Regions from separate parts of the Mus musculus genome. Here all the other regions are linked to region 3. The links are chromatin loops, found by intact Hi-C in ENCODE. Cell type or tissue: left cerebral cortex. All regions are shown on one strand.

Region 1 (8,000 bases), 200 kb after region 3:
TTTAAAAATGTAACTTATCATAGTTTCTTTTTTTATTTATTTTAAATTTATTTTATTTATTTACACTTCAAATATTGTCCCCCTTCCAGTTCTCCCCTCCACAACTTCAACTCCCCCAGTCCCATCTCCCCTCTCTTTTGCCTCTAAAAGGGTGCTCCTCCACCCACCCATCCACTCTCGCCTCACTGCTCTAGCATTCCCCTACTCTGAGGGCATCAAGACTCCACGGGACCATGCTCATCCAGTTCCATTGATGCCAGATACAGCAATCCTCTGCAACATATGTAACTGGAGCCATTAACCCATCCTTGTATACTTTTTGGTTTGTTTAGTCCCTAGGAGCTATGGGAGAATCTGTTTAGTTGATACTGCTGTTCTCCCTATGGGTTACAAACCTCTTCAGCTCCTTGAGTCCTTTCCCTAACTCTTCCATTGAGTTCCTGGGCTCAGTCTTGTGCTTAGCTCTGAGTATCTGCATCTGTATTGGTCAGGTGCTGGCAGAGCCTCTCAGGGGACATCTATACCAACCTCCAGTCAGCAAGCACTTCTTGACATCAGCAATAGTGCTGGGGTTCGATATCTGCAGATGGGATGGGTCCCTAGGTTGGGTGGTCTCTGGATGACTTTCCTTCAGGCTCTGTTCCAATTTTTGTCCTTATGTTTCCTGTAAATGGGAACAATTCTGGGCTAAAATTTTTGAGATTGGTGGGTGGCCCCATCCCTCAACTGGGGCAGCGTCTATCTACAGAAGGGTCTATTTCCCTTTGTTGGGTATTTCTGCTAATGTCATCTCAATGGGTCCTGGGAACCAATTGCTTTTCTGGTATCTGGGACTTTCTAGTGGCTCTCCTCAATTCCCTACCCCTGACTGTTACATATTTCTAATCATTTTTCGGACTATGTGGACTTCTATCCTGTCTTTTTCCATACTTTATCTTGCTTTGTTTTTTCCCTCTCCTTCCTCTTTCCCTCCCATAGTTTCTAATCTTTAATTTATGCAGCGGCATTACCTAAATTACATCGTTCACCTAAAGAAATTTTGGAGTTCCAGTTAAACCAGCACCATTTTTTGAAGATACTTTCTTTTATCAATTATATGGTTTTGCCTTGTTTGACAAAAATTAAGTGTCTATAGATGGGTGGATTTATTTCAGCGTCTTTGATTTATCACATGGTCATCTCATTAGATGCTGGGAAAGCCTTTGACAAAGTCCAGTGCCCCTTCATGTTAAAAGTCTTAGAGAGATCAGGGATAGAAGGCACATACTCAACATAATAAAAACACCATACAGTAAGCCAGTATTACTGTACTGTACTGTATTATTTATTACATCAAATTAAATGGAGAGAAACATAAAGCAAAATCGGGGTCAAGACAAAACTTTCAACCTTCTCCCTAGCTATTCAACACAGTACTTGGAGTTCTAGCTAGAGCAATAAGACAACTAAAGGATTAAGGGCACACAAATTGAGAAGAAAGAAGTCAAAGTATTGCAAATTATGGCTGATATGATAATATACATAAGCAACCCCTAAATTTCTACCAGAGAAATCGTCCTACAGCTGATAAACATCTTCAGCAAAAGTGAGTGAATTCAAAATTAACTAAATAAAAAATATGTAGCCCTCCTTTATAAAAATTATAAATGGGTCAAGAAAGAATTAGGGAAACAACACACTTTACAACAGCCAAGTATAATATGAACCCTTTACAACGGCCAAGAATAATATGAAATATCTTGGTGTAACTCTACCCAAGCAACTGAAAGACCTATATGACAAGAACTTCAATTTCATTTATCAACCTGTCTGTTTCTTACCAATACCATGCAGGTTTTTGTTTTTTGTTTTTTGTTTGTTTGTTTGTTTGTTTGTTTTGGTTGTTTTTTTTTTTTTTTTTTTTTTTTTTTTTTGAGACAGGATTTCTCTGTGCCGTCCTGGCTGTCCTGGAACTAACTCTGTAGACCAGGCTGGCCTCGAACTCAGAAATGTGCCTGCCTCTGCCTCCCAAGTGCTGGAATTACAGGCATGGGCCACCACTGCCCAGCAACCATGCGTTTTTTTACTATTGTTTTGTAGAACAGCTTGAGCTCAGGGATGATGGTACCTCCAGAAGTTCTTTTGTTGTTCAGGTATCCTTGGTTTTTTGTTTTTCAATACGAAGTTGAAAGTTGCTCTTTCAAGCTCTGTAATGAATTGTGTTGGGATTTTTATGGGAATTGCATTTGATATGTAGAGGCATTGCAGTTTGCTTTGAGAAAGATGGCCATTTTCACTATGTTAATCCTATAGGCCCAAAAGCATGGGAAATCTTTCTCTCTTCTGATATCTGCAGATTTAGTCCTCACTGAGAGAGGATTTGCCTAGTTCTCCTGGGATGATGTAGTAACCAAGTTGGGCTCCTCTCCCTTAAGGAGGTTGAGAGAAGCAATGAGGGAAGGGATTTATAAGGGTAGGACTGGGAAGAGAGGAGGTGGGGGAGGGCTGTAATCAGCATGTGAAGTGAATAAAAATTATTGGAAACAAAGAAATCTGAAAGTTCAAGTGTCATATCTAGTTAAATGAATAAAGACTTACAAATTATAGAATTGGCACCCTATTTGACCTGATTATAATTTCACCGAGCAACCTACAGGATTACCTGCTCCTGCACCATTACTCATTCCTATTATTTCCTTTCCTTTTGCCCCTGCTCTTCAAACAAAGCATTTGTGGTTCTTGAGGTTCTGGCAATATTTTCTGTCATCGTAACACTTTGAATTTCTAAGCATGTTTTTCTTAAATTCTCCAGTATGTGTTAATATTCACTATTTTTTATTCAGCGACTGGAGTTAAGACATGCTGACTTCATGTCACTATTTTAAAAAAAAATACCCTTTTCTGTGGCTGACAATCTGCAGATTTTTTTATCTGGATATTACTTGATTTTTTTTTCTCACAAGGACATTTAGTCCTTCCTGTAATATGGAGAATGTTTTTAGCTTAGGTACAATGGGCCAAATAGTTTTTTTCAAATCCTCCAATGTAATTATTTCCTGCCACTAACTAAGCAAAATGGCACATCTGTTGACTAGATGAGAAAGCCAGAATTAGACTGCTTTCCTAAAGCCAGCACAGTGGTTCCCTCCTGGCACTCCTTTCATGTGCCTAAAGAAAACCTTCTGCAGGGGAACAGGAGATCTGTGAACACACCATGGGGATCCCCAATTGAATACTGTCACGTTCTTTCTTTCTAACCATTTGTAGGAGGCAGAGACTGTGAGAAAGTGCTGCTGTTATTTTCAACACCTTCTGTGGCTTGAAGCATAGCTGTGTCTCTGGATCTGATAATTATACAGGCTAGATTTCTTTTTTTTTCATAGGCCCAATGTTCACCTAGTTAAAGATTTTAAGCAAATGCTATTTTCCTGCCTGCACGTCACTAATTAAAATGAAGAAACTAAAGTTTCAGTGAGCTGAGTTGCTTGTACCATCTGCACAGTATGGCTATGGTTGGTCACAGGTTCTGAAATTGCCCATCAACATACAACACTATTCTCTATTTATTTGAATAAAATGATTTACTACCAAATTTTTAACTTAGTTTACTTAATATGTGTCTCCTCACAAAAGAACTAAGGACTACTTGAGTTGGATTAGGCTTTATATGTTAATTACTCATCATAACTGGTTAGTCATAATTCTGGAAAAGTTTCAGACTGACCTCTGAAAGCATTTTAGTTCCTGACCATCTAGGGAAAACAGGGGAATTTGGTAAGCAAAGGAGAAAGCCTGAAAATCCAGCTAGGCACAATTTTAAAGGGAATTATATGAAGACAATGATATAACACATTCTTTTTTCTATTTTTCTATTATGTAAGATTAATGAGCTTTTCATCAATGTTGGGTCAGTCCTTCATTGTTTGTTGCAGTGTTTTAGATACTAAACATAACAATTTTTAAAGGAAAATAAAGGCCTCCTGCTAGTTTCTCTATTGAACATGTCTTAGCTCTGATAAAACTTTACCCATAAAGTAGGAGAAGGCTTGAATTTGTTCTGCTATTGGTTATCATCCTTTCACAGACTAATTTACTGAGCTCTACTAAGCCCACAGCTTGCTTTCTAACATTTATGTCCACAGTACAAGAAGCTCTTCTACCTGTACCCAGCATGTCACCAGGTAGGGAAAACGATAAGAAGGTTTAAAAGCACACTTACCTGGTTTTTATTCTAGCAAACCATTATTGCATGCTTCAATCTTACCTTCTTACATTTAATTGGACAACTCTTTCTTCTGGAAGCCTGGTAAAATAATCATTTAAACGGAGGTGCACTCTCTGCAGTTCTGCTACCAAGGGTGCTAGTAGAGACTGAATGGACTGAGATTTGAGATAGAGACTGTATGATGTTCCAGGATGCCAGATACCCTGTGTCAGTTTTCTCACTAGATCCAAGGTCAAAGAGCTTATTAGAGTCAATGCCTGTCTCCCAGAACTAAAATGGGAAGACTGTGTGGAATAATACAGATGATGCATGCTGTATACTCTCTTCAACAGCCGATATATTTTAAACATCAGCACTATTTCCATCTTCTCTGTCTTTGGCTCTTTGCTATGTCTTCATTGAGTAACACTCAGGGATTCACCAAGCTTTAGTAAATTATCATCACGAGATCCAGTGATTATAGTGATCTGTCCACTTTATCTGTGATTTGTTTTAAGAAAAAGATTAATGTATATTAACTGTACAGATGTATGATAGCATTGGTATGTCTTTTACATTTTATTATTTAATAAAGGGACATCATTAACTTATGGAAGCAACAAGAACACAGGTGAGTCAGGCTCAGATGAGAACAAGTGTCCAAGTGTTTCTGGAATGATTTAGTTGTAGTCATTTTTACCCTGTCCTTCAACTACTGAACTCAGTATCTAAAAGCCTGAAAAGGAGCCCATTGTGAAGCACTTAAAGAGACAAATGGAACTGAATCATCTATCTCCCCTTTGGGTAGAGAGGACAGAGTAAGTCACCTTATGTGAGTGCATGGAGCAGGAGAGTAGCAGAATCAGGGTGAAATTGGTGTTAATAATGTAATCAGCAGGCGGGAACTGATGGAGATACAGATATATCCATTAATATCTCCTGACTGATCTCAAATAGCTTGGGCATTTGTATTCATATGAGTTTCATTCATCAATTAATAAAAAATATTTTCTTGTCATATATTTCCTTTTTTTGTTGTTTTTTTGTTTGTTTGTTTGTTTGGTTGGTTGGTTTTTTGGTTTTTCAAGACAGGGTTTGTCTGTCTAGCCCTGGCTTTCCTGGAACTCACTTTGTAGACCAGGCTGGCCTGGAACTCAGAAATCTTCCTGCCTCTGCCTCCGGAGTGCTGGGATTAAAGGGGTGCACCACCACGCCTGGCAATTGTCATACATTTTCTAATATGCAGTTTTAGAGACAAAGTAATTTTTCACCAACTTTAATTTCTATAACAATTCCAATGCCAGCCTGGTTGAGTACTAAGCAATTGATTATAGTCTCTGATAAAACACTGAAACCAGATGGAGCTCACTTTTTTTTTCTTTATAAATTTGCCAGTGAATCTAAGCCAGTGACAACTTGGGGATTTATTTTAAAACGTGATTCACACTAGAGTCATGTACTCTCATTAAGGAAGTCTTTCAGGCATTTGGAAATACTTGATTTGGCACATTTATTGAAAAAAAATTAAGGTTATAAAACTGAAAGTATTTTCAATTTAATTACTATGTAGCAATTTTATAGAACCCTCCTAATTGACTTGCATGCAACACCATTAGAAATCTAGCTTTTAGCAAGTTATTTGTCTCTGTGTGTGTGTGTGTGTGTGTCTGTGTGTGTGTGTGTGTGTGTGTGTGTGTGTGTGTTATTGCTTAGATATTTAAAAACGATGTTCTTGTCTATCCTTGAAATATGGACTTTTAAAACTAAACACATATAAATGGACTTTGATCAACATACTTTGATTAAACAAAATGTTCTGCACATTTTGTATTCTCTATTACATCGATTTTATGTGACTTGGTATTAGAGAAAGAACATGGGATGTCATTAAAGAAGGAAGAAGTAATTAAAGATTGAAAAGTATGCAGATTTAGATAAACCCATAATGTATTGTTTAGGAGATACAATGCTTACCATTTTACCCTTATCCTTTAATCCTTACCATTTTTCTTTGTGAATTAATACTAATCTTTTGATCTTCATGTTTTCTATTCACAGTGTTTTAACAAATTATTGAAACTACAAAGATCAACAGCAATTTCATTTGGAAAGAGTGTGTATTCTGGAAGCCAGAGCTATTTCATCATGAAACACAACTTGTAAAATCTTTTAAATTTAAAGCTTTGACCAAGACCTGGAAAAGAAAGTCTTCATCCACTGTGTAAGGACCTCATCACCTACACCATGACAAACCAGGAAAAATGGGCCCATCTCAGCCCCTCAGAATTTTCCCAACTTCAGAAATATGCTGAGTGTGAGTATTCATATGGAAGATATAGTCTATTTTTTATGTATTTGTTAAATAATGTATGATTCATTATAAGAATAGATCACAGACCCTGTTTGTCTTGGGAACAGATGCAGGCATGCTCTTTGTATTCACAAATAGGTCATTTTAAGATTGCCTTTTAGCATATAGATAGATAGATAGACAGATAGATAGACAGACAGACAGACAGACAGACAGATAGATAGATAGATATGGATATAGATGATATAGATATGATATAGATATAGATATAGATAGATAGAGATAGAGATACAGATAGAGATGAAAAGTTCGATTAAATCAAGTATCAGATTAAAAAAACCTAGCATATGGAATATAAAACTAAGCCTGGTAAACATTGCTGGTAAAAGAAATAAAAGAGTAAACTAAAAAAAAAAAAACGTAAGGTTATTATTATTGGTTTTTTATTTTGGTTGCTGTTTTCTTTTCCTTGCTTGTGAACATATCCATTCCAAAAAGACTAAGAGAAAGAATTGTGGGCACATTGCGCTTCCACAGTTGTGCCTAATCTCAATCATAAATTCCAATGAAAGAGAAGATCCCAGGAATTTAAGACCAGGTGTTTAATTAGCTCTTCAAATGATAAACCAAGATAGTTCACTGCATAGTACAGTATTTCAACATAAGGTTCAATATATGTGCAGTAAGGGTTTATTTATTATAATTTTATGAGATGACAAATTGATGATTAATTCTGAACTCTATAAAAACTAGTTGAGATTTCAAGATCATCAAGTTTTCTGTCCTTTCTCATATCATTAAGACAACAAAAGAAATGTTAATTACTCTATCAGGAGTTTCCCAGCTAATTAAGAGGAAAAGTGATTAGAGTGCAATCTTGTGTAATAAATTCTCATTAATAAGAGTAACTGAAAATATATTCCGGATGTGATGATTAGAAGTAGCACACTTTGCTCAACATCAGTACATACCATCAGCTTATTAGACATTTAAAGATCACAGTCTTTATCTTATAATACAACATTAGAAATTGACATTCTTCCATAGCCCATCAGGGAAGTACCATATTGAAACAGATTTCTTAATATCTAGTTTTTTAATCTTTCCTCAACAAATTGTTATTTTAAATGCCATAATGAGTAGTCTTTAATATGTTCTTAAACTATTGTTAATTTTTTTAACATGCATGTCAAGTAATAAATAATGTTTTGTGTGCTATGGGGTAGTAGAGTATGGCTGTGGAGAAGAATGAATGATCTCATTAAACCCCCCAAAGCAAAATTAAATCAAATTTATACCTAGAGAATACAACAAACATCATCTCCTTGTTTCTTACCTGATTATAAATTCTCCCCATATTACTACAATAGACACTTAACTCCAATGCCTATCAAGACCTCTTGGCTGTTTTCAAAGTGAACAAGAGATGAATAGTGTGAAACTGGGATAGCACCCCCTGTAGTATAGTCGGCATACCTGAAGGTGTGCGCTGAATTCCCAATCCGA
Region 2 (8,000 bases), 340 kb after region 3:
TCTTTCACTTAAAATATTTAAAATACGATAATGACAAATGTACATTCAAGCTCGCTCTTATTTTCAAAACGTTATCAGCATAAAGACAGAAACATTTATTTATCTTCACACAAACACAATAATAACATTTTCATTCAAAAAGTGATGCTGAAAGTATGTAAACTCAAAAAGTAGATGGCCATCAGCCTGCTACTAAGTAGAGAGAAACAGAGTAGCTGCCAGTGAATGAAGATATTTGGACAATGATTAAAATCTAATGTTGATGGTGGCCATGGTTGCCCAAGTCTATGAACAGGCAAAAAGCTGTTTTATTGAGCTGCACATTTTAAATAGGGAAATTACATGGGACATAAATTTTATGTTCATAACAAAACATATTTGCCAAAAAAAGTGTTGTGAGCAGAAATATGTATGTTTATAGACTTTCCCACAATATACACTGTACACTGAAATGAAAAGGAAATTGTGTGTCCCTTATAGTCTCCATATGTTACCTTTAAAATAGTATTATGGAAATGGATAGACAGACACCTTAACTCTTGAAGAAACATGTACAATGTAGCTTTCTTTTAAATAAATTAGACAGTATTATTCCCTTTCTCCTTTGTTCTATTTGAGGACTTTGTGTTAAAGAGGGGAGTGGATTACGTCATTTCAGGACCCTGGACTGGGCATTTGGGAGAAAGGTTAGGTCCAAAGCTGCATGACTCATGGCATAGTTTATGACTGTAATTTACTGTTTTGTGCTCCAAATCTGGAACTATGGCCACTTCCAGGGTCATGACCACAGTGCCTTCTATCATAAGTTAGAAGCCGTGATTTCTGCAGCTGGGTAAGCTTTAGTTGGTATAATTATTTGGAAACTATTTAAACCTCAGCATTATCTCGGATTTCTCCTTCCCTTGAAGTAAAAAACAAAAAAGAACTATTGGTTTGTATTGTGTATGTAGTGTTCCTTGCATTATGAAGAAAATTAATTTAGAAATGTAGATCTCACTGGAAGGAGGTAAAGAAGATCCCACAAGTGCATTTTGTTGTTGTTGTTGTTGTTTTGTTTTTTGCAGTAGATTCAAGTGGACATTACCCTGACAAAATTAGAAGTAATAGAACTAATGTAATTTTTCATATAAAATGTTTATATTGCTAGAAAAGTCACAAATTGTGTGTGTGTGTGTGTGTGTGTGTGTGTGTGTGTGTGTGTGTCTAGGTTAAGATGTAAATTATTTCCCTTACGTCCAATAGTGTCTATAAAGGAAAATACTACCTAGGTTTGCAGGGTTGAATGGGAAAGACGATCCTTGTATGGCTGGCAGTGAAACTCGGAGACAACCTTATTCATGAGCTATTTCTCTTCTGTCAAATGAGGATGATATAGTCGACCTCACAAGGTTAACATGAACATTAAGTGAAATGATGTGTGAAAGGCCCTTTTAGTGCTTCTAGCCTGGTATTAGAAACGCTCTAAATGAGACCTATTATTAGAGGTCACATCAAAAAAACATAAGCTTTGAAGACATTCTGCAAAGCCTTGCAGTTGATATTTGAGAATATCGAGATGGCCAGATGAGATGAGAAGTGCATAAAACAAAAGTCAGAGTTGCAAACAGATCTCTCAGGGAGATCCATGCCAAGGAAGGATAGCTAGTCAAGCTGCATTTGTTCGAATTAGTCTCCCTCAGCTGTTGTCAGACTAAGAATCCATGAGACACTCAGTCCACTGACCAGTCCATTTGACCAGTCCATCCTGGTCAAATCCTTCTTGTCAAAGTACACTTTTGTTACAGTTGATGTTTGCATCAGAACTTTTCAAGTGCTCATGATTTCATTTCAAAGGCTACTTTGTGTGATGAATCTTCTGTGTGAAGAAGCCCTGTTACATTACCATCAGCACACTGTGACCACTGTGATTATTGTGAGCAAATATTTAATTTCCATACAATGGACTTAGAACAGGGCAATTCATAAGATTCCTAAAATCAAAGGGTACTGAGATAGCCCAGCAACTAAAGGTACTTTGATCTGAATTCCAACCCTGGACCTACAGGATGGAAAATTGAAAGCAATAACCAAAATGATGCTGTGATGTCTATGTATGTACCATAGCATGCACATGTGTATACACACACAGGCATACACACTATAAATAAATAAATAAATAGATAAATAAATAAATAAATGATAGATAGGTAGATACATAGATACATAGAAACATAGATAGATAGATAGATAGATAGATAGATACTTAGATACATAGATACATAGATAGAAAGAATGTAGAATTTTTTAACATTTGGAAAGTAACATGAAGACTTTAAAAAATATCAAGACTCAATGTTTAGATCTAACTGGCTTATAATTAACTGCACCGGCCTTCAATTCTATACATCAAGTGAAGACCATATTGAAATCACACAGCCATATATGCTCTGCCTTTTGCCAAAATACCTATCATGCTGATTCCAATTTCTCTTTGTATTCTGTTTATTCATACTGTCGGATAGTATGTTGACAGAAGGAATTCTTATTTATGGTGTTGGCAAATACTTGACAAAATATGTATTTTGTGAGTGATTATTTAAACCTGATATATTAATCATAATAAGACAGACTCACATTGCTTCTTCAGTTTTCATGAAAGGGCAATTCTGGATATATATATATATATATATATATATATATATATATATATATATATATATATATAAAGCTTTTGTCACTGACTAATACAAAGAAAGGAAGATTAGCAATGGGTTCCTTGTGTGATATTTCTTTACATTTTCTTACACACCGAGGATGCTAAGCTCACTCTCACATCCTTCATTGGTAGACTGCTTAGCCCCTGCCAATGGACTCTGGAAACATTCCTGTTTGTAGCATTCACAGCATACATGGAAAGTTACTATATTGGTGTTCTAGTGCATTTGATTGTCTTATACTTAATAAAGACACACCACACACAGACATATACATGCACACACACACACACACACACACACACACGTGTTCACAATATCTAGTGCAATTTCTTTTGGTCATTTCATACTTGAGAGCACAGTGAATATTTTAGAATATTTTAAATATTTGAGTATAAATGTTTTTTTTTCCAGGTCTCAGGATGAATAAGGGTGCCATCACCCCTCCACGTTCCTCTCCAGCAAATACATGCTCCCCAGAAGTGATCCACCTCAAGGATATCGTCTGCTACCTGTCTCTTCTCGAAAGAGGAAGACCCGAGGATAAGCTCGAGTGTACGTTTTGGTAATTCTGTTTATTCACCAAGCTGGAGTTTGGAGGAGAGATTGTGTATTGATGTAATCATACCTGCCTAAATTGTTTGTTCATTTAAATTAACTTGCTTAAAACAAACAAACAAACAAACAAAAAACAGCAAAAGCAAAACTCAAAAACCATAAAGACATTTGTCAGAGTTAAACAATAAAAATGTTATTATTTAATGTAAATAAAATTGTATCCCAATTGTATACATATGCTTTATTAAGAAATGTTGAAGTTTGATTAGTGTAATGTGAAATCTATGTTAATCTGTCTATCAAATGTCTCCTAAATGTTTTATCCTCAGCTCTTTTGAGTTAATAAGAAGTAATTTGAAACTTTGAAATGTTTGACGGAGCATTTATTCCCTTTTCTGAGGAAGAGTTTCTTCCAAGCAGAAAGTGAAAATAACCCCTGCCCCCTCTTGTGTGCATACATACACACACCTACACAGACCCATGCATCCTAATTCCCCCAACACACACACAATTTACACTCTGCTCCCTGGCAACTTCCCTTCACCATCATGTTAACACTGTCTTTGACATAGTGCAATTCATCAAACCCTGATATATAAGGCTTGCTTCTGCATACTATTACTAATCAAGCAATATCTTTGTTTTCTTTTGCAATACTACAGGTAGGAAATTTCTGAGCACCTTTTTAATGCTCTTTAATAAATTGTAGTGACTGAGCTCTCCCTGGTGGTAACATGTGCACATTGCAATGAAAGAGCATAGCCTTCAAATGACTGTAACTGTAAACCTCATAATAATCACAGCAGGTGATATATATTCAGCAACTAAATTAATCAGATTACAGTAAAGATTTAAATGAATTAAAAATTTTACTACCAAAATGAAATTAAAGATAATAAAACCATACTTCTATATTGCTTAATAAAATTAAAATTACTCTAATGTATTAGAATTGTAATTACAAAATGTTTTAGTTAAATTTAATTGTAACTCTTTGATAAAACTTCTCACAAGGGAAGAATTTACCATGATTATTTAGGAGTTACACCGGCTTAGGATATGAATAAACCATATGAATATTATTCTTTAAATATATATTTATTATTCATAAACATTGAGTATTTGCATTTCAAGATTTATTTTGTATTCCTAAGAACGTGTAGAGATCTCTCTCCTTCCAAAGTAAACAGTGGATTTCTCTTGAAGTGACAGCCAAAGGGAAAGTTTGCTCAGGTGTTGCCATTGCTCTGTTTGTGAGGACGATGACCCCCTGATTTTGTGGCCATCACTCTGACTGAACAGAAAATGATTCAGGAATTTTGTGTCTTTACTTTTTCTTTTGAAATGCTTGATATTTTTCTATATCAATTACTAAAATTTACCCATCAGCCAATTTCTCAAGAATTTGTAGTTTTTAACCTGTTCTCATTTGTACATTTAAAAATTTCCAACATTCTTTTGCATTTTTATTTTCTACGGTTATTCTTGGTAAGTTGTACATTAATAGTGTCTGATGAACTACACTGGTACTTTCAAGAGGGTTATGCCGTATTAAACATAAGATATATAGGAGAATTAAAAAGAAGAAATGGTGATTTAGAAGGACCAGATGTGGAGGCGATAAGGAACATAAAATAGTTCCTAGTGAAAGAGAGAATTGAATTTGGACCTTCCTTTGAGGTAGTTAAACGAAATATACACACTTTGGTTTCGGTCAGACATTCCCACATAGTCACCCACCAGAAGTAATTGCCAGACCTGGACACATGGGTTACTCAGTGCCCCGCGATGTGCTACCTGATAATTGGCTGATTAAAATGAATGGGCATGAGTTACTACTGCTTTTTGCCCCAGAGCCTCATTACGAGGAGGGATGGAGCACACAATTTCTTCTCTACAGTGACTTCGTACCACCACCACCAATTTACCTGAATGGACTGCTTTCCCCAGCATTGGTATTTCTGAGTCTTTTCTGTTGATAGTTAGACAGAGAGACTACCTTGTTTGCAAAATCCACGAAAAGAAAACATAGTCTACCAAAATGACGATTCTGACAACTGTCACTTTCCTATCCTTGTCCAATTTCCCTTTCAGTCTTCTTTTATTTTTATTTTTCATTTTTTTGTCTTGTGTGTGTGTGTGTGTGTGTGTGTGTGTGTGTGTGTGTGTGTGTGTAAGACTTGGCTCAAAGTCGCCACGATTATAAAGAAACAAACCATTTCTTCACTGGCCTTTCCTTAAACCAGGTTTTATTTCTTTGTGAACACCTGCATTATTCACCTAGAAAGTGCACATCTGTGCTGGGGTTGGAAGAGGATTCCTTTCTCTTTCCTGGAAGCTACCTTTTAGCTGGCTGCGTGGGTCCCACCACCAGACACACAGGCACGAGCCTCCTGTGCTGCAGTCTGTCCTGCACATTCACTCTGCCTTTCTTTCCCAGTTTCTGACCTGGCCCACTGAGAGTTGATATCTATCTTAAATTATAAATACTCTTTCTATTTCCTAGTAGGACATCTTATGTTGACCCTTACGTCTTGCATTAATGAGAAATCAACAGGAAAGCAATTGAGAAGTGGATACTTGTCATTTAGAACCACCATGTTGTCACTGTATGCAATCTTTCTTCTTTTTTTTATTAGATATTTTCTTTATTTACATTTCAAATGTTATCTGTAAAGTTCCCTATACCCTCCCCCGCCCTGCTCCCCTACACAGCCACTCCCACTTCTTGGAGTTCTCCCATACTGGGCCATATAAAGTTTGCAATACCAAGGGGCCTCTCTTCCCAATGATGGCCGACTAGGCCATCTTCTGCTACATATGCAGCTAGAGACACGAGCTCCAGGGGTACTGGTTAGTTCATATTGTTGTTCCACCTATAGGGTTGCAGATCCCTTTAGCTCCTAGGGTGCTTTCTCTAGCTTCTCCATTGGGGGCCCTGTGTTCTATCCTATAGATGACTGTGAGCATCCACTTCTGTATTTGCCAGTCACTGGCATAGCCTCATACGAGACAGCTGTACAAGGGTGCTTCTGAAATGCATTACCAGTAGGCCCTAAGAGCCATTCATCTGGTCAGATTTCTTACCGATTGTGAATAAAGGTAATTGAAGCCACCATCCTCCTTACTTCTCAGAGGTCCATGACTTCTTAGCTATTGCATGATCGTTGTCCACTTGACGACGTATTAGAAGTATAAGCTGCTACTTCTGCTTTCCACTGCTGCTTTTCTTATGGGAGATTTGAAGAGAATGGGAATAGTTTCCATTAGATAAGATTCGGTTAAAAAAATTCTAGGTACTGAATTTTTAACTCCTACCTTTAAACTTTAATATTAATTGTTAAAAGGCAGAAAACTGAAATTTAAAGATTGAAGAACTCCCAAATTAAAAAAATCACTAAAATATATACTTTGTTCTGTCTAATAATTTCTAGACAAATTCAAAGGCTATATAATTTGCATTGTGATATATTCAGCAACAAACATAGATAGCCTTTTTCAAAATTTTTGAAAGTGAAAAAGTTTTAGAAAAATAGAGATTGTCTCATCTTACATAATGTGCCTCTATTCTGACCTTTTAGTTAGATTCAAGTGTGGGCACATAACTGTCTCTATGTAAGGTAAAATGGCATGCTTGTAAAAATAGATAAAAAGTGAGCTAAGCTAGCTCAAATTTGCATCACAGGTCCTCACCTTTGAAACATCACATTGATAGAACAATCTCAATTTGGTCTTATTTTATTTTGGCACTGAAACATCTATAAATCTATATTGGTTTCAAAATTAAAACCTGATATTTAATGACCTTCTTTACCTCAAGGCCTGTCTCTACTTTTAAATGTTAACAAAATGAATCTTACTAATATTTGAGGTTCAAATGTACTTTCACCAATATTGTTTGGAAAGATGGTTTTAAAAGAGAAAGTCTTCAATGGCTTATCAAGTAGACTAAATTTTTTTTCCCATGGACCTAAAGCCTGCCCCACCCTTATTGGTTGATTTCTCTCTTTCTGTATCAAGTGAGTTTTCCAATTCTTGCCTGTATATTTTACTTGAGCACTTGTGATCTTTTGCAATTTAATTGATAATCTCTTCTCTATCCCTTATGAAATGTGTTACATTCTCTGGAGACATTATTTTAATGTTGCACTTTGAAGGCAGAGTTAACTTTTTGTTTCAATTTACAATTATTTTCTTCTTTTGACACCCCCCCTCTCTCGTTCCATATCTAGCATGTATTTTTGCATCTTGTTATTCCCATTTTATCGACTTTTTCTCAGCCTTTCAATATTTGTACCCAGGAGGAATTATGCACCTGCTCCTATTTCTAGTTTGAAATTTTTTTTTTCATACTGGGCCTCCTTGAATTCAGCTGCCAGTGGTCGCACAAGTCCTACACATTTGAGTCGTTTGAGTTGGTTTTACAAGCACTTTCTCCAGTACAGACAGAGTTACTGTGACCCTACTTCTGAAACAGAGTTGGGTGTATTTGTTTCACCTTGTTCTTGGTTATGGACGTTTTTCTTGGTAGTCTGTGATATCTTTTCACTTATAGAAGTATTTTTTTTTTTTTTTTTTAGTATTTCTACTATAGCATCAAATCTTGACATGGTTACTGTCTACTTGGAGGGTTTTTTTTTTCTTTTACTTACACCATTTTCTTCTCATTTATTGAATATTTGAGAGATTAACCACATGGTTGTATGTGTTGAAATTTTAGCGAACCATAATTTCATAGATTCACGTTTT
Region 3 (8,000 bases):
GACTGCAGCTCCTGGGAGAAACTAGAAACCACATTATCTGGCAGTCACCATCAATATATCACCAATTAATAAGATGTATTCCTACAAATAGCAAAGAAGTCTATAAGTTTATCAGGGAGCCTTGAAACTATGGGGCTATTAAGTCATATAGTATATTGCAATCATATCAGAGAAATCAATCCCGAGAACTCACTGGACACACAAGACACTGTGATGACAAAGTCGCATGCCGATGTATCATTTGATGCCTGGGGTATGGGGCAAGAATCAGATTTGGATAATCCCCAGTGTCCATTCAGCCTGCTCAACTAACCGCCTACCTCTTCACTTGTTTACAGGTCTGGACCTGGGCCTGATCCATCTCCTGCTGCTGACCTGGCTGACTGCACCTTGTTACATTGAATTTTGCAGCCTTGCTCTCAAACCTGAAACCAACAGTTACCAGAAGCATCTTCCTCTTGACACCGGTCTGGCTCATGACCTTAAGTCTACAGACTTTGTCTCTGGTTATACCGAAGCCTTTTGAAACCTGCTGAAACTTCTTGAACTCATATTCATTCTTGTGTGTGTGTGTGTGTGTGTGTGTGTGTGTGTGCATGTGGTGTGTGATATGAGGGGTGATATCAGTAAATAAGATAGGAATAAAAAAAATCTGCATTCATCTCAACTAAGCCCCTTAGATATATGTACTTTATGACAAATTACTGTCATTGAACCAGGTAAACTTTTTTGTTTTATTGTTAAATTCTGACAATATGGACATACTATGTGTATTTCTCTCTTTCTGTGTTATCGGGACACTTATGATAAACAAGGGGAAATTTGTCTCAGAGAAGAGAGATCCCATGGTTCTGACAACTTGCCAGACCATCTTACAGGTTGAGAGACTGAAGCCCAGACAATGAGCCTTCAGTGGTGGGCAGAGCCGTACATGCCCAGGAACTGCTTAGGAGTTTATATCCTTCAGTTTTTGTTTAAATTTCAATTTCATTCCAGGAATGTAAAGAAGACAAACTTGAGGGGGTCACTGGATCTCTTTTTTTTTTTTTAAAGACTTTATTTATTTGTTATATGTAAGTACACTGTAGCTATCTTCAGACACACCAGAAGAGGGAGTCAGATCTCATTAGGGATGGTTGTGAGCCACCATGTGGTTGCTGGGATTTGAACTCAGGACCTTCGGAAAAGCAGTTGGGTGCTCTTACCTGCTGAGCCATCTCACCAGCCCGTCACTAGATCTCTTTGTTCCCCTTCCTGCTGCGGTCATATTGAATAGATAAAATCCCCTTTCTGCTGTCCACTATTAAAATGTCTCTTTGATAGGCATATTGGGGATTGGTGGTCACGGGTGATTGAAGGATCAGTAGATGTTGGCACGGGGAACAGTTGTAGACTTCTGGATTACAATCCTATCACAATGCATAACTCACTTCTGCTCCATATGTGTTCCCCTAGAGTGCAGTACCACAATAACAGAAATTATTCACCAAGGCAGAACTTCTTACTCCATTATTAACATAGGGCTATAATTAGATGAAGTGACTTCTAGTAGTCTGGAGAAATCTTGGGGGGATTAACAAGCATACTTGGGAACTACTACTATTACTACATCACTTTCTGGTTCATATTCTTTCCGTTCATTGCCTGACCCATATTTGTGATCAGCAGGTCTCAGTGAAGGAATCTTGGTACAATCAATCCCCCAGTCTCTAACTGGGACAGGCTTCACTTCACATCCTGGTTTTGGTACCTTGCTCTTCTCTGGCCACCTGTGTCTGACTACTGGTGAATATTTTAAACATCTGGGAAAGAACCTTTCTACAAAGCTATTTTCTTTAAAAAGTAAGGAGGTTCCATCCTTCCATTGATCACCTATTACAATAATTTTACGCTAAGAGATTGATGAAATGCCAAAAAATAACTCTGTCTCTATGTTTTATATGTCCCTGGCCATCTCTCTTAGGATCCAGGACTAAGTAAACAAGGTTTTTAGTGAGATACAAATTTAACAGCTGTTTCCTACTTCATGAAAATCAGCTTCTGCCAGTAATAACTGAAAGTTTGATGTGTTTCAATATATCTATCTCTCTTAGGAGACTCTTTTCTCATCCCCTTTACACATAGAAATTTGAAAAACATGCCTTACTCGCTTCTTAAATGTGACTAAAGCTGAGAATCTCACAACTGTTTAAAAAAAATATGTTTTGGTGAGAAAAAACAAACACAGCAGCCAAGCAGATGAAAAACGCTAGATTTCATACATAAAGAACCACCCTCAATTGCCATGCACTGTGGTTCTACACAGACATGTGGGGGTAATCATGTTGAGTGTAGATTAGGGTATGGCAAACCCACTGTGGACTTGGAGATCCCAAGCAGTCCCTCCCTGCACCAGCTCCCCCAACCCCTACATTACCACTGGTGATGCCAAAACTGTCCTATGCAGAAGAAGAGGAGAAACATTGATGGGAGGCCAAGCATCAAGAATGCTGAATCATCTGCTCTTTGAGGTGGGAGGGCATTCTCAAAATTTGTACATAGATGAAACTTCACAGAAAATAAAACTCCGCTTAGGCAAATCAGTCACAGATAATGACCAATACAAAAAAAATGGATGCTATATTCTGTGTAGCCTGGAAATGGACTGCCTGCCTTTATAGCCTTCCAGGAGCCAATTTAAGGTCTGAGTAGTGCAGTGAATCAGCGCTTGAGCAATACAGCAGCACCAAGAGAATCTTCAGAAGAGATGCAGTGTCAGATGGAGGGGATGGAACTAATAGAAATCCTCCTCATAGAGTATTAGTAGAGAAAGAATGGTCCATTACAACAGAATTTCAACCAGAGAAAAATGCAGACGTGCAGACGTACTGAAGGCTTTGCTGTCTCATGGTCAGTTGGGGTGAATGGGTGACTTTATGGGAAAGCGAAGATCTTGCTGAGAATAACCAAATCTAAAAAAAAAAAAAAAAAAAAAAAAAGTGAACTCATTCAAATTACTTTTGAAATAATTAAATTTACTACATGATTTAAGGACAAAGGATTGCAAGCATTAAAGTCTACTAATGTGTTTTTAACTACATACAACATTACTGAAAGATAACATTTCATGTCACTGATTCAGGAGTAAGAGAAAACGATATATATATATTTTTTTAACAGACTGAATTTGCAATCAAAAGATGCAATCATGGAAAGACCTATTGTAATTATACAAAAAGACCACCAGGGGGTGCAACGGAATAAATCTCAAAGCTCCGTGTCCAGGCACCTCTCCAACTCTTGATACACTGGATTCCAGAGGGAAAGGCTCAGGGTTTATTTTATTTTATTTTATTTTTTAATTTTGAATGTTCTTCTGCTGGTGGATGGTTGGCACCCTGCATTTCGCTGTGGGAATTCATTTCAGATTTACTTTATCTGGTTTCTCAGCAGTTTTCCTGTGTCGTCCATGGTTTGAGCTGTGATTTGAGCTGCAGAGTCACAAGCTCCAGCAAAGATGCATTGTCACACAAATTTTCTAAAACACTGCACATTCGTTTACAGTAGAGCCTTTCCTAGAACAGCTCTGGAGGTAGGGTTTTGGAAACTGGGAACGGTGTTTAAAATTAGACTAGGAGGGGACTTCGCTTCTTAGGAAAGCTTTAGGGACTAAATGACTCAGAAAGGGAAAACTGGAGAAGCAGGCGGGTCAGCACAATAGAATGTAATTAGCAAATGCAATTAGCATCAGCATATAAATCCCTCCCTCTTGACATTCTCCTCTGTATTGCCAAGGCAACCCCTGGCAGCCTTCTCCTTTCCCACCTCCTCCACTTAAACAGCTTCACTCCCCTTTGCAGTCGCTGACTTCACCCTCCTTGGCATTGATATTAAACAGGTTGCATCTAAATGAACTCAGGTGGGCCTGGAGAATGGGCCAACACAGGCAATGAAGTAAATGTGCAGAAAATGCAGGCCTGAGAAAAAAGCAACTTCCCCACACAAACTCCATTAGACAGCATTTTGTCACTGGGATAAACAACTGTCCTTTCCTGAACTCTGTTACTCGCCTGTGCTAACAGAGACATTTGATTCTCAAGAAAACCCTTTGAAATGCTTTTATTATGTACTTCTTAGCCAGGACATCATAGGAAAAGATAACAATAGATCAGTCTGATAATATTTGCCAGAATAAATCTCATGTTCTCTGCTGCCTCTCATTCTCATGGCACTAAGTCTCCCACCTCAGAGCAGACAGGAGTCATGAAGTGGAGAAGCAGAGGACAGGATTTGCACTTCTTGTGCAGACCCTCTATTGACACACTTCCTCTAAATACGCCCCACCTCCTTACCAGCATTTCCCCACTGCAGAAACACATTACAAATCTAGCAAGAGATCAATCCACCAGTTACCTGAGAATTGTCTCAGCTGTCAATGATTTCCCAAAACCTCATCAGCCGAGAACCAAGCCATAGTACACCTCTCTCCCATCTCTCCCTCTCCCTCCCCTCCCCCTCCCCCCCTCCCCTCTCACACTTCCCCTCCCCCTCTTCTCCCTCTCCTTCCCTCCCTCTCTCTTTCTCTTTCCTGTTCTCTCTCTCTCTCTCTCTCTCTCTCTCTCTCTCTCTCTCTCTCTCTCTCTCTTTCTCTCACACACACACACAGACAGAGAGAGAGGAGACAGAGAGAGGCAGAGAGAGAGAAAGAGAGAGAACACTATCTTTCTGTTTGGGTTGAATTGTCAGGAAATATTAACTTGCCAATGAGGAGAATATTGTTCCAATATAACATTGGAGTGAAATGGTTATGAAACTATGAGTTTCATTAGTTGTGTGTGTGTTCATGTGAAAATGATTTGCTTACACCTGAAAAAAATAATCAAAAGTCTCAAAAATTAAGAAAATGTTATTTTATATCATAAGGCCCTAGGAGATAGATTATTCAGGGTGAGGAGAAACCAGTAGTGTGATTGGAGAGGCAAAACAGAGTGACGCCTTTTCATCTTTCATATGAGTCAAGCGTAAAGTCAAATAACAAAAGTACAGCAGTTATTTGTCTAATATTTACATGATCCAAGATCCTTCAGAATGAAAGCCTACAGACCCAGGTTACAAAAGAGTCCATGTGCCTAGTGATAAAGTATGTGGACAGCCATGCAGAAATGCTACTGCATAGGGAAAGAGACATGGCTGACCTATGCTCACTGAAAGGGGAAACTCGGAAAGTCCTGTCTGTTTTACCTCCTCTTGGGCTTTCAGTATGGAACCTTTCCTCCCTTAAGAGATATAGGGCCAGGCTTATTGTAAAATGATCTGCTTTAAGATGAAATAGGTCTGAAGAATTCTTTGTGGGTAATATAAAAAATTTTCTTAAATTTTACTCAGAGAAGTGAATAGTGATTATGGTAATATAGCATAATATCCCCAGTCTTTATACACTGTATTTATAGAAAAAAATGTCTAATATATAGAGACATGGCTGTTAGTCTTTATGCTTATCTTGGGGCAAAGAGAATTCTATGTTTTATGACTTTCTTGGGGAAGAAAGAACAGAAGAAAGTAAGAGATTGTTTCTGGACACCATTCCAATGTCCTTCAGAGAACTCAGCATGCCAGAGTGTCTATCTTTGGAGTTATCACTTTTGGAGGCCAGGATAATTAAAGTCAGAGTTCCTCACTGTCACACTCTTCTGCCAACCTCACATTGTTGGCTTAGTTCCTTGGCTTTGTCCCCTATGAACACAGCATGATCTTGTGTTTCCAAGAATCATGTCCTTAAGTTACAACACCCAGTGTCCCCCAGTAAGGACAGGTGGTAGTAAAGGCAGAGTATATTAATGTTTTTTTGAAAAGAATCGATTGTTCCTGGATGTGTCACGTTTCTTGGTCCTCATCTTCGAGATGAATTCCAGGAGAATGTTACTACCTCCAGTGGAGTAGAATAGTAGAATAACAAGACTTGCCTTTGGTTTATCTTGAGAGAGTACGTATACACAGGACCAAAAGAAAAAAAAAAAAGAATCTATAAGTAATGAAGAAGTGGTAAATGTCAGATATTGTTATCTGGAGATGGAATAGGGAATGTGTTCAAGAGATAAGAAGTTAATTGGAAATTATCCTCTCTGTGCTTACCCATGGACCATAAGTGATATCTTTATAGACTTACTTCATTTTTATGGGCCTTCTGAGAGAGAATGTGGTGGGTAAGGAAGCAGAGTTCTAAGGGGACTAGATACAGACTGGAAAAGGTAAAGCTGTGGCTGCTGTAATTAGATTTACAGAGGAAGGAAGGGCCTGCAACCAGGAGACAGGGCACCAGTGTTTCTTGTCAGTTGATATTCTCTAATAAGGTAGTCATCTTTGCAAAATGGACAGAAGGTATTGCCTTTCAACTCTGAAGGTGAAATAAAAGTTTCTTACATAGGACAGGACACATGGTCTTTGTAGAAGGCAACCTCTTTCAATTGTAAAGGTAAATGCCCCTTCTTCAATTATCTGAGGTTGATCTCACTACTCTATTACTCTCTATGAGTCACACAGGAAGAGGTAAGCTACTCACTCTAACGTCCTGAAGCTAAAGTATAGAAATACCACTCAAAATTTTTGCTAAAATGGCTCTTCCATTCAAAAAAAAAAATGAGAAAGCCAGCAAGATAATGTGCTGGCTACATAAGTCTGACTACCTGATTTTTGACCTCTAGAACCAACATGGGACAAAAGAACTGACTATAGCAAGCTGTCCTCTGACTTCCTCATATGCACTATGGCATATATGTACTCATAAACATTCACAGAATACACACAGTAATAAAGCATAAATGCAAGAACCATTTCATTTTAGAAATGATCATAGAATTACTTTAAAGCATTGTAAGTCACAAATTGTAGTAATTTATAATAGCCCTGATGCTGACTGAGTAAAGTATTTATTTACAAATACAATAGTAGTAATTATGTGTTTTTTAAAATGTATAAGACTTGCAATATTTGTTTCTCCCAAGAAAAGAGTTTCCTATTGTTTGTTCTATGTGAGTTAATTGTACAATATTCTTTTAAAAATAAATAAAATTGGGGCTGAAGCTATGTTTCAGTGGTTTAGAGCACTGACAGCTCTTCCAGGGGTCTTGAGTTCAATTCACAGCAACCACATGGTGGCTTACAACCATCTGTAATGGGATTGGATGCCAGCATCTTGTGTATCTGAAGAGAGTGATAGCATACTCACATACATAAAATAAATATATAAATCTTTAAGAAAGAAAGAAAAAAGAAAGTTTTAAAAGCAAATTCATAAGCCCACTTCCTGCCATGAAGGAAGAAATGTTCCAACAAGTAAGAAAAACCAAGACAAGATCCAACCTTCAATTCTATAGCTCCATTTTACGTGTCACTTAAAGGTTTCAGTTTGCTGCATCTAAAACCAGTCTTCAGTGAGTCATTTTAAATAGCAGAAATTTTAATTATTCTGTTCAAGAGATCCAGTTATAAATTTGCTGAGATGATCTGACATATTGCCTCAATTATTCTCACATGCTGATTCTGTTAGTTCCTTCAGCACTCTCTCTATACACATATCCCTGGACTACTTCATTCCAGGCACAACTTTATGCACTAGAGATAGAGCTATAAACAAGACCTTGGACTTACCAAAAAGTATCCATTCATATGCATCTTTTACATATTAAACACAATATCTTTCCACGAATCCAGCCCTTCAAAGGATAATAACAGAAAAGAAGCAATACAAGGACGGAAATCACGCCCAAGAACAACCAAGAAAGTAATCATTCAACAAACCAAAAAGAAGACAGCCACAAGAACAGAATGCCAACTCTAACAACAAAAATAAAAGGGAGCAACAATTACTTTTCCTTAATATCTCTTAATATCAATGGACTCAATTCCCCAATAAAAAGACATAGACTAACAGACTGGCTACACAAACAGGACCCAACATTCTGCTGCTTACAGGAAACCCATCTCAGGGAAAAAGACAGACACTACCTCAGAGTGAAAGGCTG
Region 4 (8,000 bases), 1.7 Mb after region 3:
AAATTTAAGAAACAAAACCAGAAAGATTCAATGACATAAATCATGTGGTTCTTAACACTGATTTAGACAACATTAGCATATTCTTGGCAGCTTTGAAATCCCTCAAACTGCAGACAGAAAGCCACTATACCCAATTGATACAGTCTCAAGCTATGCAATAAAAATCCTTATATAATTCTAGTGTAATTAGATTAATAATCACTGCTATAAAATTCTAAGAAGGACATTTAAAAAGCCCCACAGGAAGGCATTGTATCTCAACCAGAGAAAATTGGAGGAACATCAGAAATGACACCTGCACAGGGCTTTGGAGGATGAGTTGGTCAATCCACTTGAGAAAAAAGCCTGGCTACTGAAACATCACTGTGTGATAAGTGTGCATTTCTGGGGAATATGTCACCCACACTACCTACTAAGAAATAAGAACATAGAAGAACATGGCTCTGAAATGTAAGCCTCGAGTTTTTGCTCCCACCATTTAGTCTTTCCAGATATGTGCGACACCTCTCTGTCACTAACAGTGACTTCCTGAGAAGCACTGTAATGAGTGTGAGTGGCACTAGCTATACTGGGAACCCCCAGTATCCACAGAAGACTGCACACAAGTGTGTGTTACTCCATTTCCAAGGAACCTGACATCCTTTTCTGGCCTCTGCACACATGCAACATTCACACACACACACACACACACACACACACACACACACACTTGGCGGGGAGGGGGGGAAGGGAAGAAGGGAGAGAGGAAGGAAGGAAATTTTAAAAGAACATAAAAACAATAAAGGATTAACCTTAAAATATTTAGCAAAAAAAAAAAACCTGACATTTTAGGGAAGTTTTGTGAAGATTAGAAAAAAACAAAAACAAAAACAAAACAGTCTAATATGAGAGTGAAGGCTTAAGTTTCTGAGACCCATTCCCATGAGTGTGCACATATAAGGTCTTGAGAGAATAAAGTTTAACTTTGGTTTTTACATGGTCTATGTCATGGTAGGAAACTGAATTTTCAAGCATCCTGAATGAATACTTAGTCAATAAATAAGTTGTTTTGTAGGCTTTATACAGAACACTGGAAATACAGTGAGAAAGTTAAAAAAAAAAAAAGTTACAGGTTTCCATACAGTTGGTGCACATTGTCTGCTCTGGCACCTAAGGACATCCCTATGTATGCTCTCACTGACCCTGTGCACAGATATTCTGGACCACAATATTACACACAAGTGCTACAACACACAGATCGCATTTCTACCACAGGACAGTTTCCAAACCTGAATACTCTGCAAACGAAAGTCACAATATATGAAAGCATAATCTTTCTGGTTCTATCTGATAGATCTGTGTTAAAATAAAATGACAAATAATCTTACCACATGATTTTGACACATGAAAGTCATAGATTTTTTTTTTTTTTTTTGTAATTTAGCAACAACAAATAATACTAGGTGCTATCTTTTTGCAGAACTCATCAGACATTTAGGAACATTTAGCCTAATGCAATTCTGCTTTTCTCTATGATATTACATCTGTAAAGTTACTAAGTTCTTAACAACAACAACAAAAATTAAGCAAAATCTGAATAGAAAAAAATAACATATACTAGAATATAGGTAAAAAATATGAAACCTTTATAATTAAATATCATTTGAAACAATTGATAACTTCAAGGCTTTTTTTTAGTACAGAGGCTTTTTGGTGGCATTTAATAAAGAGAAAAACCAAGGGAAACAACACACGACTACTGGTATAGTTGAGACGCTTAAGCAACTTTGACTGTGGTGCATACATATGGTGTTATGCTTTGAGGAACACTGAATTATCTTGGCAGGAGTTACTTTTCCATTCTTGGACAATAACACTGGAACAACTTCCCAAAACATGCAGCATCTCCTGGCACGCACACCCCGTCCGTCTGCCCATTTGTTCACAGAGATTCTTTCTCTTTTCCTGCAGAAATGAGTTGCCCGTGTAGAGATGAAAACAGTGGACCAACAGAACCAGAATTAGGGCTTGCAAGAGCATCCTCCATTTAGGTCGACTGCATCTCTGTCATCGACTGACAAGTTTTTTACATGATTTCTAAAACCTCTGCCAGTACAATGCTCTTGTCACACTTACATTTCTCTAATTTTCCATAACTGATCAAAAATTGGTAAAACTTCATCCATGAAGGTTAGGGAATGTTATCTCAGTGCCATTTAAAATACTTTGAACAGTGCTTTCCTTCACAACTGCCATTAAAATAGCATGGGCCTACAAGAGTTCGATCCCACCCTTCTCATTCTGGGCACTGTGTTAATTTCCCCCCATTCAGCTATTCCAATATAACAAATGGGCTTTATCTCCTTGGATCAGCTCCTTCCTCTAATGCAGACAACTTAATGGATTTTAGGTCTAAATAGAGTATGGCTCGTTTCTGAGTATTAATTTCAACTTTAGTTATTGTAGAAATTATGTCCTCTCATGACGTGAACGACGCTGACCACTAAAACAGAGTGGCCTAATATATAACCCAAATTAGCAAATTTTGCCTAGGCAGCAAAGTTTAGTTGGCTCTAGTTTCCCTCTTGACAGGTCATTTTCAAAGCAAGTTCCCCATCTACTGGCAGGTCCCCATCATGGTTCTATCTTCCCATTGCTAATTTACTATATGCATTCGAGTAATATCTTTAAAAACAGTTAATTTTCTCTTCTCATCCCACTCTATGTCATGGATGCATGTCAGGTTTATTTTCTCTGTTAATGTATGAATTTGACACCTTCAAATAGTCAAAAGAGAATTCACTTTTGATTGTTGTTGGAATAAAAACAAAGGAGAATACTGGACATAAAAAGCTGCCTGTAAATTATAAACATGTTGTTAGTAACATACAAAGGGAGGCAAAAATTGCTTGCACAGGTTCCCTTTATTGTAGAACTGTACCAAGGAACATAATGGGTTTCCCTGTACTTAAAGCCATTTGTAGGGTGTAGGCCCTCATTCATGTTTCTCATCCAGTATTTGAAGATGGCCTCAGGGTGATATTTCTCACCTAGATGTACCATTTGATTAGGATCATCTTAGCCTCCTTTTCTACCCACTGTTACCACTAAAATATCCTCTTACAGTTGTCCCAGTGGTTCCTCTCTTGTTTTCTACTAATGCATAGGTCCTTATAGAATTACTGGATAAAAAAGGTATATCATTGTCCATGAAAATATTAAGCATTAGTGGAGATTGTATGAAAGTGTTTGTTATTATCACACAACTCTGTCCACCTGCTATTTCTATCTGCAAATTTCTGACATAGAGTTCTTCATTGTTCTTGTTTCTTGCACATCAATAAACAACAACAGCTACAAGACTTGGGGATCCCTCTGGTGCCACAAGAGTCCCCCCCCCCCCAAGTTACAGAATTCTGGTTTCTACAATGTAAATATTCTAATCTTTCTATTTTATAGGTGAGAAATATGAGAGTCATGAACAGAAAAAGTAGGCTTCCAAGCAAAACTTGGATGCAAATGCCCATCTGCTACTTAACTGCTTTGTTGTCCCTGGCCAGTGATGATGTTGCTAAGTGAGCACATTAATTCTGCAATGTAATAACATTACATTGTGAACTACGTATATAAAGATACTCATGATAGTAGGCCCTGAGTGACAGAAAAAATGAAAACAGTTTCATAGTGAGTTAAAATGAAAAAACAATGAACTCATCTTGAGGCAAGGTTTACTAGCCCAGGGACTCAGGATAACAATGTAGAATCAGAAAAACAAGTGAAAGCTGTGTCTGACCAGGTCTGTAGTAATTATCTGATTTCTCAACAAGTAGAAAATTTAAGTGTAATTAGTTAATTGAATAAATCTGTATTACTCCTCCAAGGAGTAATTCTGGCCATTGTTAAAATAGTAGTTATCAAACACATGATTATAAAATCATAATTACAGTTTTACCTGTATCATCTCAGACAGCTTAAAACTATGTGAAAAATATTCCAGCATATTGTTTTCTCCGGCTTCTACTCAAGATAAGTTTCTAAGATAAGTACTCAGTTGCTTCAAAGTAAAATTGACATCTGAGGCCCAGAAGGTGCATAAATCAGTATGGTAAACTATTTAAAAAAGAAAAAAAAATAATAACACGGGTGTTTTGTGCTAGGCTGTTGCTCAAGGCTCTCTGAGAGTTTCCAGAGAGCCACATGGTTTTGGTGAAACACATTCTAGTGTCTGTATTCACTGATGGACACAATGTCAGCTAATAACTCACCTCAAAGGACATGAATTGAAATGTGCAGTAAAAACATAGACACTACGAGCTTTATCCAACACAAATCTTTCCTAGTGAATTTCTCTTTCCGTTGTATTGACTTTAGAACACTATGGGTCTCAACCTTTATTATGCTGCAACCCTTTAATACAGTTCCTTGTATCGTGCTGACTCCCAACCATAAGATTATTTCCTTTCTACTTCACAGCTGTAATTTTGCTACGGTGGTGAATTATAATGTACATACCTGATATGCAGGATGTCTGATGTGTGACACCCAAGGAGGGGTCACAACTCCCTAATTGAGAATGACTCCTTTAGAAAGTCACTGCCCCCATCTCAATGTTTTGAAAATCAATAAACATTTCTCAAACCAAAAAGGAGAGGTTTTAGTAAATAAAAGAATAAACCATCATAACAGCTGTTTCAGCCTCATCGTGGAATCTAAGACTCCTAAACTTACTCTGTCAGCTAAACAATCAGCAGGTTTTAAGAACATACTTATCAGGATGGACACGTGCTCACAGCTTTTCAAACCCAACACTGATAATAAATGATATTTTAAATACAGTAATACAATAGTTCTTACTTATTCAATATTTAGAGCACTTCCATTAGGGCTTTTTAAAAATGCCTATAACAGCTTTGAATATAAAAGAAATTTGGTGGAGAAAACTTCACAGAACACTTGCCAATAATTTAAAAATTTTAAAAGGTCAATCGTGCCACCTAGTGGCTACAGATGGGAGCCATGGTTTGAAAGAAATGGTTTATGAAATCTAAATCATGTAAGGGTTTTGCATTGTGATTTTTTTTCAAAATATAAACAATGTAATTAGCAATAATTTACTAGAGTTATATTGTTTGAGCTACCTAGCAAAATAAATAAAATCATGATTATATTCTAAACCTCGCAGGTTATTTAAAATGAAAGAGACCATAAGTTTAAATGTAAAACAGAGACTCTTACCATTTTAAATAATAATAAGTAATATTCAATATTAGGAAAAATCAAAGAGTTTTTGCACTAGCTGTGACAATATAATCTGTAAGAAAATATGAAAATCTGGACTCATCATTATTTAAATCCTTTGCTCTACTGCATGGCATTGGTATAGAAACAAGCAGATTGATCAATGGAATTGAATCAAGATCGAGAAATAAACTAGCACACCTATGGACAGTTGATTTATAAAAAAAAAAGCCAAAACCATGCAATGGAAAAAAAAAAAGAAAGTATTTTCAACAAATATTGTAGGTCTGACTGGATGTCTGCATGTAGAAGAATGCAAATAGATCCATACTTATCACCCTGCATAAAGGCAAAAAACAAGTGGATCAAAGACCTCAACATAAAACCAGATATATTAAATCTAATAGAAGAGAAAGTGGGAAATAGGCTTAAATTCATTGGTACAGGAGAAAACTTCCTGAACAGATGACCAATGGCTCAGGCTCTAAGATCAACAATTAATAAATGGAACCTCATGAAACTGAAATGCTTCTGAAAGGCAAAGGACACTGTCAATGTGACAAAACAGCAACCTACAGATTGAGTAAAGATCTTCACCAAACCTTGATCTGGCAGAGGGCTAATATCCAAAATATATAAAGAATTCAAGAAGTTGGGCACCAACAGCCCAAATAACTCAATTTAAAAGTGGGGTACAGAGGTAAACAGAATTCTCCTGTGAATTTCATTGCTGTTAATAGCTGAGTAGTACTCTATTGTGTAAATATATCCATTCCTCTGTTGAAGGACATCTGGGTTCTTTCCAGCTTCTTGCTGTTATAAATAAGGTTGCTATGAACATAGTGGAACATGTGTACTTATTAGAAGTTGGAGCATCTTCTGGGTATAAGCCCAGGAGAGGTATTGCTAGATCTTCAGGTAAAAGTGGATGCTCCTGGTTCCAGGACTCCACCGAAAGAGAGTAGTCTGCACAGGTGAGAGTGTGCACTACAGAAGCTAACAGCTTCTGGGACAGGCGGGAGCCACAGAGATTCTGAGGCAGCACCCTTTTTGGGCTCCAGACATCCGGGCACCTTCCCGGCCAGAGAACAGGTATCCGCATGGCCCGGGAGGGCTTTCCCTCAGCATCAGCGGGAGTTATCTTGGTTCCGGGACTCTGCGAAAAGTAGTCTGCACAGGTGAGAGTGTGGACTACAGAAGCTAACAGCTTCTGTGACAGGCCAAAGCAACACAGCTTCTAGGAAAGGTCCTGTTTTGGGCCTTCATCTTCGGCCAGAAGGGAGGTCCAAATGCCAGATATCTGTGCACCTTCCCTGTAAGAGGAGAGCTTGCTGCAGAGAGTGCTCTGACCACTGAAACTCAGAGGAGAGAACTAGTCTCCCAGGTCTGCTGATAGAGGCTAACAGAATCACCAGAGGAACAATCTCTAAACAGAGACAACTATAACAACTAACTCCAGAGATTACCAGATGGTGAAAGGTAAACGTAAGAATCTTACTAACAGAAACCAAGAACACTCACCATCATCAGAACCCAGCACTCTCACTTTGCCCAGTCCAGGGCACCCCAATACACCTGAAAAGCTAGACCAGGATCTAAAATCATATCTCATGATGATGGTAGAGGACATTAAGAAGGACTTTAATAACTCACTTAAAGAAATACAGGAGAACACTGCAAAACAGATAGAAGACATTAAAGAGGAAGCACAAAAATCCCTTAAAGAATTGCAGCAAAACCCAACCAAACAGGTGATGGAATTGAATAAAACCATCCAAGACATAAAAAGGGAAGTAGACACAATAAAGAAAACCCAAAGTGAGGCAATGCTGGAGATAGAAACCCTAGGAAAGAAATCTGGAACCATAGATGCGAGCATCAGCAACAGAATACAAGAGATGGAAGAGAGAATCTCAGGTGCAGAAAATTCCATAGAAAACATCGGCAAAACAATCAAAGAAAATGGAAAATGCAAAAAGATCCTAACTCAAAACATCCAGGAAATCCAGGACACAATGAGAAGACCAAACCTACAGATAATAGGAGTGGATGAGAACGAAGATTTTCAACTCAAAGTACCGGCAAATATCTTCAACAAAATTATAGAAGAAAACTTCCCAAACATAAAGAAAGAGATGCCCATGAACGTACAAGAGCCTACAGAACTCCAAATAGACTGGACCAGAAAAGAAATTCCTCCCGACACATAATAATCAGAACAACAAATGCACTAAATAAAGATAGAATATTAAAAGCAGTAAGAGAAAAAGGTCAAGTAACATATAAAGGCAAGCCTATCAGAATTATACCAGATTTTTCACCAGAGACTATGAAAGCCAGAAGAGCCTGGACAGATGTTATACAGACACTAAGAGAACACAAATGCCAGCTCAGGATACTATACCCAGCCAAACTCTCAATTACCATAGATGGAGAAAACAAAGTATTCCACGACAGAACCAAATTCACACATTATCTTTCCACGAATCCAGCCCTTCAAATGATAATAACAGAAAAAAAATACAAGGACAGAAACCACGTCCTAGAAAAAGCAAGAAGGTAATCCCTCAGCAAAACTAAAAGAACAGAATGCCAACTTTAGCAACACAAATAATAGGAAGCAACAATTACTTTGCCTTAATCTCTCTTAATATCAATGGACTCAATTCCTCAATAAAAAGACATAGACTAACAGACTGGCTACACATAATCCAATATTTTGCTGCTTACAGGAAACTCATCTCAGAGAAAAAGATAGACGCTACCTCAGAATGAAAGGATGG

The links. Peaks named below come from ENCODE experiments on the same cell type or tissue, not always from the same donor. Only the 100,000 strongest peaks of a DNase experiment are listed, where the experiment ranks them.
Region 1: a loop joins it to region 3, with 2.5 times the contacts of the local background. A loop is called at or near these places in 2 of 42 quality-filtered maps.
Region 2: it touches region 3 in a loop (13-fold over the local background); 33 of 42 quality-filtered maps call a loop at or near these places.
Region 4: a loop joins it to region 3, with 6 times the contacts of the local background. A loop is called at or near these places in 14 of 42 quality-filtered maps.

Annotation. Positions count from the first base shown.
Region 1 is chr12:37,975,514-37,983,513 of GRCm38, forward strand. It overlaps Dgkb (diacylglycerol kinase, beta), which reads left to right. Exons shown (of 26, transcript NM_001361686.1): 2 at 6,242-6,497. The coding sequence starts at 6,428. Among named protein-coding and RNA genes, the nearest start is that of Dgkb, 99 kb to the left of the region's middle. In left cerebral cortex, no CTCF peak of the experiment used is centred here; DNase peaks (open chromatin) are centred at 3,198 and 5,571.
Region 2 is chr12:38,111,426-38,119,425 of GRCm38, forward strand. It overlaps Dgkb (diacylglycerol kinase, beta), which reads left to right. Exons shown (of 26, transcript NM_001361686.1): 6 at 3,108-3,248. Among named protein-coding and RNA genes, the nearest start is that of Dgkb, 230 kb to the left of the region's middle. In left cerebral cortex, a CTCF peak has its summit at 3,987; a DNase peak (open chromatin) is centred at 3,961.
Region 3 is chr12:37,770,522-37,778,521 of GRCm38, forward strand. No RefSeq gene overlaps it. Among named protein-coding and RNA genes, the nearest start is that of Dgkb, 110 kb to the right of the region's middle. In left cerebral cortex, a CTCF peak has its summit at 3,218 (motif pointing right); DNase peaks (open chromatin) are centred at 2,670, 3,308 and 3,456; H3K4me3 peaks cover 547 bases; H3K27ac peaks cover 562 bases.
Region 4 is chr12:39,491,449-39,499,448 of GRCm38, forward strand. All of the region lies in intron 2 of Gm34923 (a long non-coding RNA gene), which reads right to left. Among named protein-coding and RNA genes, the nearest start is that of Gm34923, 32 kb to the right of the region's middle. In left cerebral cortex, CTCF peaks have their summits at 2,589 and 4,973 (motif pointing left); DNase peaks (open chromatin) are centred at 1,883, 2,565 and 4,964.